3 separate regions of the Homo sapiens genome follow, and regions 1 and 3 are each linked to region 2. Evidence: chromatin contacts called from ENCODE Hi-C or POLR2A ChIA-PET data. All regions are on one chromosome and are shown on one strand. The core of a region is the stretch at or near the end of the contact, and the rest is flanking DNA. Distances in the headings are between cores, read along the strand shown.

The links. Hi-C counts contacts between places; a loop is a spot of excess contacts on that map. ChIA-PET counts read pairs that join two places held with the same protein, here RNA polymerase II (POLR2A). Pooled maps may share reads with other maps.
Region 1: a loop to region 2 is called in a map of aorta, with 6 times the contacts of the local background. The contact joins two enhancer-like sites. A Hi-C loop is called at or near these places in 1 of 168 maps with a recorded cell type or tissue (aorta) and 1 of 50 pooled maps. POLR2A ChIA-PET finds 5 or more read pairs at or near these places in 1 of 52 experiments (activated CD4-positive, alpha-beta T cell).
Region 3: a map of PC-9 shows a loop between it and region 2 (7-fold over the local background). The contact joins two enhancer-like sites. A Hi-C loop is called at or near these places in 10 of 168 maps with a recorded cell type or tissue (Caco-2, HepG2, PC-9 and 7 more) and 7 of 50 pooled maps. POLR2A ChIA-PET finds 5 or more read pairs at or near these places in 8 of 52 experiments (A673, AG04450, HepG2 and 5 more).

Annotation. Positions count from the first base shown.
Region 1 is chr3:129,595,038-129,598,434 of GRCh38, reverse strand. The region is part of intron 1 of PLXND1 (plexin D1); the gene reads left to right. Among named protein-coding and RNA genes, the nearest start is that of PLXND1, 9.9 kb to the left of the region's middle. RefSeq lists an enhancer at 1,486-2,217. Within about 2 kb of position 2,059, at least 28 of the 41 ENCODE cell types and tissues checked have a DNase peak (open chromatin) inside an H3K27ac peak, as active enhancers do.
Region 2 is chr3:129,649,929-129,653,116 of GRCh38, reverse strand. It overlaps TMCC1 (transmembrane and coiled-coil domain family 1), which reads left to right. Exons shown (of 7, transcript NM_001017395.5): 7 at 1,322-3,188. The coding sequence ends at 1,636. Among named protein-coding and RNA genes, the nearest start is that of PLXND1, 45 kb to the right of the region's middle. RefSeq lists a silencer at 1,217-1,511. Within about 2 kb of position 1,599, at least 9 of the 41 ENCODE cell types and tissues checked have a DNase peak (open chromatin) inside an H3K27ac peak, as active enhancers do; they include PC-9, where a contact is called at or near this core.
Region 3 is chr3:129,692,420-129,695,660 of GRCh38, reverse strand. All of the region lies in intron 4 of TMCC1 (transmembrane and coiled-coil domain family 1), which reads left to right. Among named protein-coding and RNA genes, the nearest start is that of PLXND1, 87 kb to the right of the region's middle. Within about 2 kb of position 1,285, at least 3 of the 41 ENCODE cell types and tissues checked have a DNase peak (open chromatin) inside an H3K27ac peak, as active enhancers do; they include PC-9, where a contact is called at or near this core.

The DNA of each region.
Region 1 (3,397 bases), core at 810-3,309, 55 kb after region 2:
GTATGTGAGTATGGGAGGAGGCTCAGCTTGCTACAGGACAGCCCCCAAGAGAGACAAATTGGACCCTCTCCAGGAGCCCCCAGAATGGTGAGGGAGGAGGTCATGACATCAGACAGATGCCACACACTAACCAGCTCATCAGAGGAGTGCGGGAGGGCTTCCTGGAGGAGGGGAGGTTGGAGCAGCACTTGACAGATGGGGCTGGGGAAGGCATTCCAGGCAGAGCACACGATAGGGGCAAAGGCTCAGAGATGTTGGAATGTGGCTTGGGTAGCAGGCCGAGGGGAAGCTGAGAGTGTGCTGGGCCTTGCCTGCAGGCTAAAGACTTGGATGCTGTCATGTGGGCTGCGGGGAGCCAGCAGGGCTTTGGGGAAAGGAGAGACATGGCTGATCTGGTTCCGGAAGGGACCCTGTGGCTGCTGGTCTGTATTGGCCCTGCCAGGTGCTGGCAGGATCCAGGGGCGGAGGCGCTCACCCGGAGCCCCCACTGTGGCTGGACCAGGTAACTCCCGAGGGCCTCTCCAGCTCTGACAGCCATGTGGGGATTGCCATGGAAACCAGCCGGTTCCCGAGTGGGGACAAGCCCAGAAAGTCTCTGAGTGCCAGCCACGTGGACTTGGATCCTCACTGCCCCCCAAGTACAGCCGTTTTCTTCTTTCCAAAGGCCATGTCTGAGCCAGGGCCGAACCAAACAGACCGCCCAGACAGGCATCCAGTGGCAGGGGCCCTGCTCCACCCTGCTCGGCTGATACTCGATGCAGTCAAGATCTGGGGGCCAGCGCCAGCGGGGGCCCTCCCCGCCTAGTCCACCGTCCTTTACCCTGAAACTTGATAAATCATGCGCTGGAGGGGGAGGGAAGCTCGCAGCTCCATTACGAGTCCCGGCAAGGCCCCAGTGGGGCGTTAATCATGTAGCACTTTATGCTCTGATCGGTAAATAATGGGGGGGGGCCCGCAGGCAGAGGCCTTGGAGTGGAGGCCAGGCCCAGGAAAGTGGCCAAACCCCCTTGCCTGTGCCCTTCTCCAGCCTCTGCCCGCTATCTTTGTTTGAGGTGACTGAGCTCTCTAGAAGCAGCCATCACCTTGATGGGCCTCAGTTTCCCCAGCTCAAAACCCAGGGTTTTTCCAGCTCCAAGCGGCTGATTTCCTGGCAACCATTGGTGGCTCCCAGCAGAGCGGCGGGTGGGGAGGCTGTGGTTAAGGGCGGGGATCTGGAGCCCGCAGGCCTGCGCTGGAGGCTTGGATCTAGCCATTCCGGCTGTGTGCCCCTGGGCAAATCACTTCAACTCTCTGTGCCTCAGTTTCCTTTACTGTAAAGCAGCATCAACTCTTTCAGGGTGTGGTGAGGGTTGAATGAGATAATACAGAAAGAGGTCTCAGCACAAAGCAGACTGCACACAGCTGCTTGCTACTGTCACTCTACCGAACTGTTACTATGAGAAAGCTGCCCCTCCCCATCCTGGGGCTGGGCCTCTGAGCTCGGATGTGGGCAGCTGGAGAGAGGGCCCCGTTGTCACCTCTGTGTCCCCAGCTCATGGAATCCAGCCCGGAGATGTTTGCGCAAGGCTCCAAGCAGCCCTGTCTTCTTGGCTGTGTCCACAGCGGTCGTGCGATGACTCTGGGACCAGCGGTAGAGTCCTGCTGCAGAGCACAGCCTGCGGCCAGGCATATGGGCTGGACCCCGAGGAGACCAGGGGCTGGGGAGGAGGGTGTGAGATCGAACCTCCAAGTCCCCCCAGCCCCAGGAGGGAACTGCCAGTGTTCCCTGGAGAGGCAACTATTTCTCGGCTCCTGGCCTGGAGTCCCTTCAGGGGAGGAAGCTGGGAGGGAAACTGTTCCAGGGCTTGGAAAGACTGGCTTCGTGCTCTGCCCCTCCTGCTGGGGGGAGGGAAGCCTTTTCCCTGGGCCAGGGAAGAGCCGCTGGCTGCCCATCCCACACTGTGCTCCTCTGGGACCCAGGGGGAGGGGAGCTGGAAATGGGGCCAGGCCGGGCCGGAATGAGAAACAGCTTCATGAAGGGGGAGCTGGGTGTCTAGGGGCTGCGTCCAGCTAACTAAACAATGGCTGCTTGAGTCAGCGACTGTGGCGGTGGTTCCCAGGCGCCAGGGCAGAGCAGGCCGAGGCCAGAGCTCCCACTACTGTGTCCTTGGTGAGGGCGGTGTAGCCCATCCAGCCTCGGATGCTTTGACTTCAGGAAGCGGTGGAGTGGCTTGTCCCTGTCCTCGGGAGCTCCCGAGCCTCTGCTCCGTGGTCTGCATAGCTAATTGGGAACATTTATTGAGCACCTACAGTGCTTAGCACTGAAGGCTCCTATGAGCTCAGTCCTTCCATAAGCCCTAGGTGGTGGGTGCTATTGCTGTCTTATTTTACAGATGTGGAGTCCGAGGTTCAGAGGGGATGGTGCCTCCCATAGTGAGGTAAGAGCTGTGAGACTTAGGAGTCAGGAGCCTCAGCTTTCTCATCTGTAAAATGGGTACGCAGCAAGAGTGTGTGTGTGTGTGTGTGTGTGTGTGCGTGCGTGCACCCCCAGGGCTGTAAGGTGCCCCCAGTAGCTGTAGTGTCACACAGTAGGTCCTTAATCCAGCCAGGCTTGTGACCTAAGCCTGGGGCTTGTCCTTCCAGGCCATGCCTGTTTGGGGTGGGTGGGCAGATCATGCCCAGTCTGTGTGTTGGCCCTCAGGGCGGCCTGGCTGGCTGGCTTCAGCCCTTCCAGATGGTGTCCAGCTGGTCTGGATAACCTCAAAGCCCTGGAGCTGGGTGACCCGCCTCTTCCAGAGGGGTCAGGGAAACCAAGGCAGGCCTCCCCGAAGGGTCTGCCAGAGCTGCTGTGTCCTTTGCCGTTTGTCTGAAGCCTCTGCTCTTCTCTGTGCCTTGGTTTCTCCAACGTGCTCCTCCAGGCTGCTTTTCCTCTGTGGCTAAGGCCAGGCTTCCTGACCATGGTGCTAGGCCTGGTTGGCCATCTTCTCCCTACAGCCCCTCCAGGAAGCCTCTTGGTCACCCCTGAAGGCGCTGGTATTTACTTTCTCAGCAGCAGGTGGTCTCCTCCCTGGCATGGGGGCTGCTGCCAGAGGCCACCCAGGACCGAGTCCGTCCTGCCCCCTCCCAGGGCTGGCACACAGTGTGCCCATGGCTCATTCCTTGCCTCAGTTTACTCTCAGCAGAGGTGTCAGCTTGCACAGTGTTCTGAGAGGCAGTGCATGCTGAAGTGGAAGGAGCTGGGGTCTGGGAGTCACAGGTGTGGCTTCATACCCTGGCCTGGCTGTGTGCGGCTGGGCTGCTGGACTGAGACTGGACACAGTCCACAGGCCACCACTGAGCCCGTGCCACATGGGCTCCACTCAGGGGAGCCCAGGAGGACTGGCCCTACCTACCTGGGCTGTCCAAGCTGAGGGAGGAG
Region 2 (3,188 bases), core at 350-2,849:
GACATGGAGAGATCACCAAGACCCACTGTTGAATGAAAAAAAAAGCAAGTTGTGAATCGATTCCTATAGTGTGATACTATTCCATGTTTGGAAAAGCCAAACCCTGTAAAATATTTTAAAGAGGTTTATTCTGAGCCAATACAAGTAACCATGGCCTGGGGAACACAGTCTGAAGAGGTCCTGAGAAAATATGCCTGAAGCAGTTGGGTTACAGTTTGGCTTTATACATTTCAGGGAGACAGGAATTGTAGGTAAAATCCTAAATCAACACATGGAAAGTATACATTGGTTTGGCCCAAAAAGGTGGGCCATCTCTAAGTAGGGGCTAACAAGTCATAGTGGGCTTTAGGAATTTTTTAGCTGGCAGTCGGTTGAAAGAGTTAAGCTTTGTGTAAAGACTTGAAGCCAGTACAAAAATGCCTAAGTTAACGGAGTCTGTTGTCTGTCATGTGATGCTATACCTGAGTCAGGTTGGAAAGAAAGCCACATTAACACCAGTTAATTTTTTTAAAAACTGATGAGATTTTATGGTTTATAGGGTGAGATTTAACCTTGTCTGGCATGGCCTTAGGTCTTGTTTATAATTTGATGTCTTACTGCCACAAAGAGTCCATTCTGTCAGTCTTATGATCTCTATTTTCACATTAATGCTGGTCATTTGTGCCACAACTCAAAAAGGGAGGGGATATAATAAGGCATGTCCAGCCTCTTTCCCATCATTGCCAAGAACTCACTTTTTCAGGTTTCTTTGGGGTCCACTTTGGCCAAGAGGGAGTCCGTTCATTTGGCTGGGGGTCTTAGGATTTTATTTTTAGTTTACAGATAGGAAATAAAAATAATAATTCCGTATATTTTCCTTGACACATATATGCATACACTTACACACATAAAAGGGTGAACACAAACAGTACTGCCTCAGGGACAGGGATTGGAATTGAAGGAAATGTCAAGAGAGACTATCCTATTTGAAATTTTTTATGTTGAACAAATATATTCTGTGCAACTTAGATTAATTTTCAATGAAAAAAGAGCATATATTTGTGGTCTTGTCATTAAAATGTTCTAGACTAAATAAATGTTAAGTGTGGCCACTGCTTCCTGTGACTCATCCCACTGGAATGCAGTGGAGGGCAATTTGGGGGAATAATAATCACTTGAATAGTGAGTTATACATCTAGCCTTTTACATTCATTCAAGGCTCCAGCATATTTATAAAATCATTGGCATTGCTCAAGATGCATCTGGCTTGCCCAGGGGGCATGTCAGCATCTCAGAATACTTGTGAGCAGAAGGCTTAACTCTTCCCTGTTCTGGCCCACAGGAGGCCCTGGAGGCATGCCAGACGCGCATCTCCAAGATGGAGCTGCAGCAGCAGCAGCAGCAGGTGGTGCAGCTAGAAGGGCTGGAGAATGCCACTGCCCGGAACCTTCTGGGCAAACTCATCAACATCCTCCTGGCTGTCATGGCAGTCCTTTTGGTCTTTGTCTCCACTGTAGCCAACTGTGTGGTCCCCCTCATGAAGACTCGCAACAGGACGTTCAGCACTTTATTCCTTGTGGTTTTTATTGCCTTTCTCTGGAAGCACTGGGACGCCCTCTTCAGCTATGTGGAACGGTTCTTTTCATCCCCTAGATGATGCTGGCACAGAAGGCATTGTTCCCTACCCTCTGGCGAGTGCATGCAGCAGAGAGTTAGACAGCAACTTACCTACTCTGAAGTTTTCTACAACAAAAAAAGAGTTGAGTGAATCTGTTTACATTTAGAATAATGTTTTTTTCTTCAAGAGACGCAATTGCAATAGTATTTTTTAGATTTTATCCAAGAAGTTTTTTGGGCGAAAATCTTGGATCATTTTTATGTAGCATGATTTTCCTTGGGATGCAAATCTTAAAACAGTCCTTTAATATGAACCAACAATCTGGAGCACACCGAAGGGCAATCTAAATTGTGGCTTGAAGGACTGCACTAAAACCCACTAAAAAGATGCGAAAACCTGATGAGGGCAAACCAGTTAAACCTAACACCCTGCCTTGTCTGGGCTCATCACCTCTCCCTATCCCAGACTAACTTTACTGTGAAATCCTACCACATTCCATGTCTGAATTTTTGGATTCGGGGTGGATTTTCGTTGTCCGTGGAAGAACACATGGATCTCTCTGGCTTTCTCACCCAAGTTGGCCACTTACGCTAATCCTGGAAGTATGATCACTTTTGAACCTGCCCCTTAACCTTGACGAGGATACAAAAGTGAAAGCATCATCCCCCAAAGGATCACTGCACAGTCCTACTACAGTATTTTTAAGTAGCCCTCTAAATACTTAATTTTAAGCAAAATCCCTTGGCCGCACTTTTAAGGTTTTTTTATATGTGTATAGTTACCAACCTAAAAATAAAAAATCCGAACAGCATACTTGAAGAATGTAATACTCAAACTCTCAGTGCTTCCTTATGGTTTCTAATAGGATTTTTTATTATTGTTATTATTATTATTGGGTTTTTTTGGACAGGGTTGGGAGGGTCTTTTATTTTTCCTTTGAAATAAAGAAGTGATGTTTTTAAATGAAGAAATGTGTGGATATTTAAGTGTGCTGCTCCCTCTTGTCTTGAAACAGTTTGAGTAAGAAAGTCTTGCTGTAAATGCTGCCCTCTGCCGCCTTTGTTTTGAGATGCAGTTTAAACTCCCTCTGGCTGCTGCTGCTGCTTTTTGGTGTCCCGACATACCTACGCCCCCGTTTTATGGGTTTGGCTTAGTTGAAGAGGAAAGGGTTGTGCAAGGAGAGCAGGAGGCTGTTTCCAAAAACCAGTGTAGTAGGATAGGGATTTTTTTTTTTTTTTTTTGCCCCAAGAAAACGTTCACCCAGTGATCTTGGGCTGGGGTTGTCTTTAGGAAAAGTTGAGACTATAAGAGTCATAAATAAGTCCTTGTGTTTCCTTAATTTATTTTGTTAACACCCCTAATTACAACCAAAGTGATGATGTGGAGTCTTCTGTCTTCATTTTGGCCCCAGCATTCTTAATTTCAAAGCTTTATTCTGTCTGCCTAAGAGAATCAACCAAAGGTGATTCTCCTAAAGAGCAGTGAAGGAAATGTCAGGTTAGCAGGACCCAAGTTTTGGGTGTGAAATGTTGCCAGCTTCCTATAATGTAAACGGACTTGTTAACCTAACCTAATTATGCTCAGTGGACTT
Region 3 (3,241 bases), core at 36-2,535, 43 kb before region 2:
TGGGAGGTAATTTAATCACGGGGCCAGTTACCCTCATGCTGTTCTCATGCTAGTGAGTTCTCATGAGATCTGATAGTTTTAAAAGGGGCTTTCCCCCTTTTGCTTGGCACTTCTTGTTGCCACCATGTGAGAAATGATGTGTTTGCTTCCCCTTCCGCCATGATTGTAAGTTTCCCAAGGCTTCCCCAGCCCTGTGGAACTGTGAGTCAGTTAAACCTCTTTCCTTTATAAATTACCCAGTCTTCGGTATGTCTTTATTAGCAGCATGAGAACAGACTAATACACATTGCATCACAAACACTGTCCATGAGGCAATTTCTGTCTCTAAAGACTTGGAAAACAACCTAGCCAAAGACAAAGATTCACATCTTTATTCAATCAGATAACTTCAAAGGGTCCAATAGACAACACCCAGCATTCCCTTGAAAGGACATTCAAAATCTTTTACCATTTTGGTCTTCCATAAATTTTGCTGACAGTCTCCCATCTCTCTTGTGATCAAGAATAATTTTCAAAGGTTATTATTAATTATGATTTTTTTTTTTTTTTTTTTTTTTTTTTTTTGAGACAGAGTCTCGCTCTGTCGCCCAGGCTGGAGTGCAGTGGTACAATCACAACTCAAAGCAAATTTCAACTCCTGGGCTTAAGTGATTCTCCCATCTCAGCCTCCCAAATATCTCCAAATGTTATTCTTGATCACAAAATAGTTAGTCTTGTTACCAGAAAGCCATCCCAATCCAAACCCCAAGAGAGGGTTCTTGGATCTCGCACAAGAAATAATTCAGGGCGAGTCCATAGAGTAAAGTAAAAACAAGTTTATTAGGAAAGTAAAAGAATAAAAGAATGGCCTCCATAGGCAGAGCAGCCCCAGGGGCTGCCCATTCTTATGGTTATTTCTTGATTATATGCTAAACAAGGGGTAGATTATTCATGCCTCCCCTTTTTAGACCAATATAGGGTAACTTCCTGACATTGCCTTGGCATTTGTACACTGCCTTGGAGCTAATGGTGGGAGTGTAGCAGTGGGGAGGAACAGAGGTCACTCTCATCGCCATCTTGGTTTCAGTGGGTTTTAGCTGGCTTCTTTACTGCAACCTGTTTTATCAGCAAGGTCTTTATGACCTGTATCTCATGGTGACCTCCTATCTCATCTTGTGACTAAGAATACCTGAAGTTGCTGGGAATGCAGCCTAGCAGGTCTTAACCTGACTTTACCTAGCCCATAGGCACGCTGAAGTTACTCAGGTGTAAACGTTTCTGACAGTCTCATTAGGTTTGGCCTGATTATTCACATAGGTGTAGCCACAGTGCTAGTTAGTCATACAGGGGCATCCTTGAACTATCTTTGCAAATCCAGAGCCATACAGTTTTGAGCAATTACTAAGACAACACAGTTAACTTCTGTGTGGACGTTTTCGTAAGGATTCAGATTGGACTTTTAAACACTCTTTATTATTTACTATACTAAGGTTAGGAAAATACACCTGAGAAACTCTCTCACCAGATTTCACCTGTGGTACCTATAAATTTGGGTGAATTAATCTCATCTTCAAGTCCCCAGTATTTTCTAAGGCTTGCCAGGAAGTGACTTTCCTTACCACCTCAGGAATCAGGCCAGTGTTCCTGGGAGTACTTTCTTTTAGGCATTGGCTCCCTATATCAAGTCAACTATTGTTTCTTAAAGTAGTTTGTCAATGAGAATTATTCTCAAATGTGATGTTCTCATTTATGAGATTCCAGTATATACAGTTACAAAATCCAATTATATCTTGATAAAAAGGAGATGAGATTGGTATTGATCCTATGCAAATAACAGTATTGCCATAAGTTAAGGAAAACTCAGTATGTTTCTGAATGCTCAGTATTCCATGAAAATCAGATACTACTTAATGTTTTATTCAGATCACAGAGGCAGAATCAATCTACTAAAATGTGGGTTAGAAGTAGTTTAAGGAGAAAGTGAAAGGGCTTCCTCATATAGCCACAAAAAATAGAACAATAAGATAACATGGGATGGGCACAGTGTTTCATGCCTATAATCCCAGCACTTTGGGAGACTGAGGTGGGAGGATCACTTGAGCCCGGAAGGTTGAGGCACTGCACTCCAGCCTAGATGACACAGAGAGACCCTGTCTCAAAAAAAAAAAAAAAAAAAAATTCAATCTTGGGGAAGGCAAGATCAAAAGAGTTAACAAAGGACATTTGGGCCCCTGATTAAGATAGTATCATGGATAAGAAACAATACTTGATTATTTAATCAAAATGAGAATAAAAGATAAGGTACTACAATTGTAAAGAACCTAAGCTCTTTCACAAGTAAAGAACCTTTGTTCTTTCCGGTTTGGTTTGTTTTGTATTTAATCATCTAGAACATAATCCAACATAAAGCCAGAGAATTATTGTGCTCTCTAAGAAAATTATACACAAATAAGAATCATCTTTCATATTATAGATGAAGGCATTAATCAGTAAACCAAAGACGCAAACCCATCAAAGCTGATTAAATGTTGCCAAAATTTTAACATGTTTCATGGCTTCTTTTCACATCCCAGTAGTATATTTTACAAGGCAAATCAAATTCACTTTTTAAGATTTGTCTTTCTAGCCTGGGAAACATGCTGAAACCCCATCTCCACAAAAAAATACAAAAATTAGCTGGGCATGGTGGTGTGCACCTGCAGTCCCAGTTACTTGAGAGGCTGAGGTAGGAGGATCACTTGAGCCCGGGAGATGGACATTGCAGTCAGCCGAGATGGTACCTCTGCACTCCAGCCTGGGCAACAGAGCAAGACCCCATCTTAAATAAATAAATAAATAAATAAATGATTTGTCTTTTACATTCTTTAACAAACTGTTACTTTAGTTTGGGACAAAAAAATGCTCCTTTTCCTTTAAAAACAAAAAGACTTACACCTTATATTTCTCTGTTACTATTGTTCCTAGTGTAGTTATAACCACCTGTATCAATTATGACTTCTGTTTCAGAGAGAAAACTGGGTAGAGAGAATGGATAATAAGAACTACGTCATACACAAGCATCTTAGCAGACTAGTAAAGCTCACAAATACACATAGCAGACTTTCTATAGTCACACACATCTCTTTAACACCTTCTTAACAAGGCAAAAATGAAGCCATTTGTTAACATTACTCAAAGATATAACCACTCTAATAGCATATACAAAACAAGCAAAAGTATGTAAGCTTAAAACTATGTTTAAACAATGTTTTACTCTTCTAAT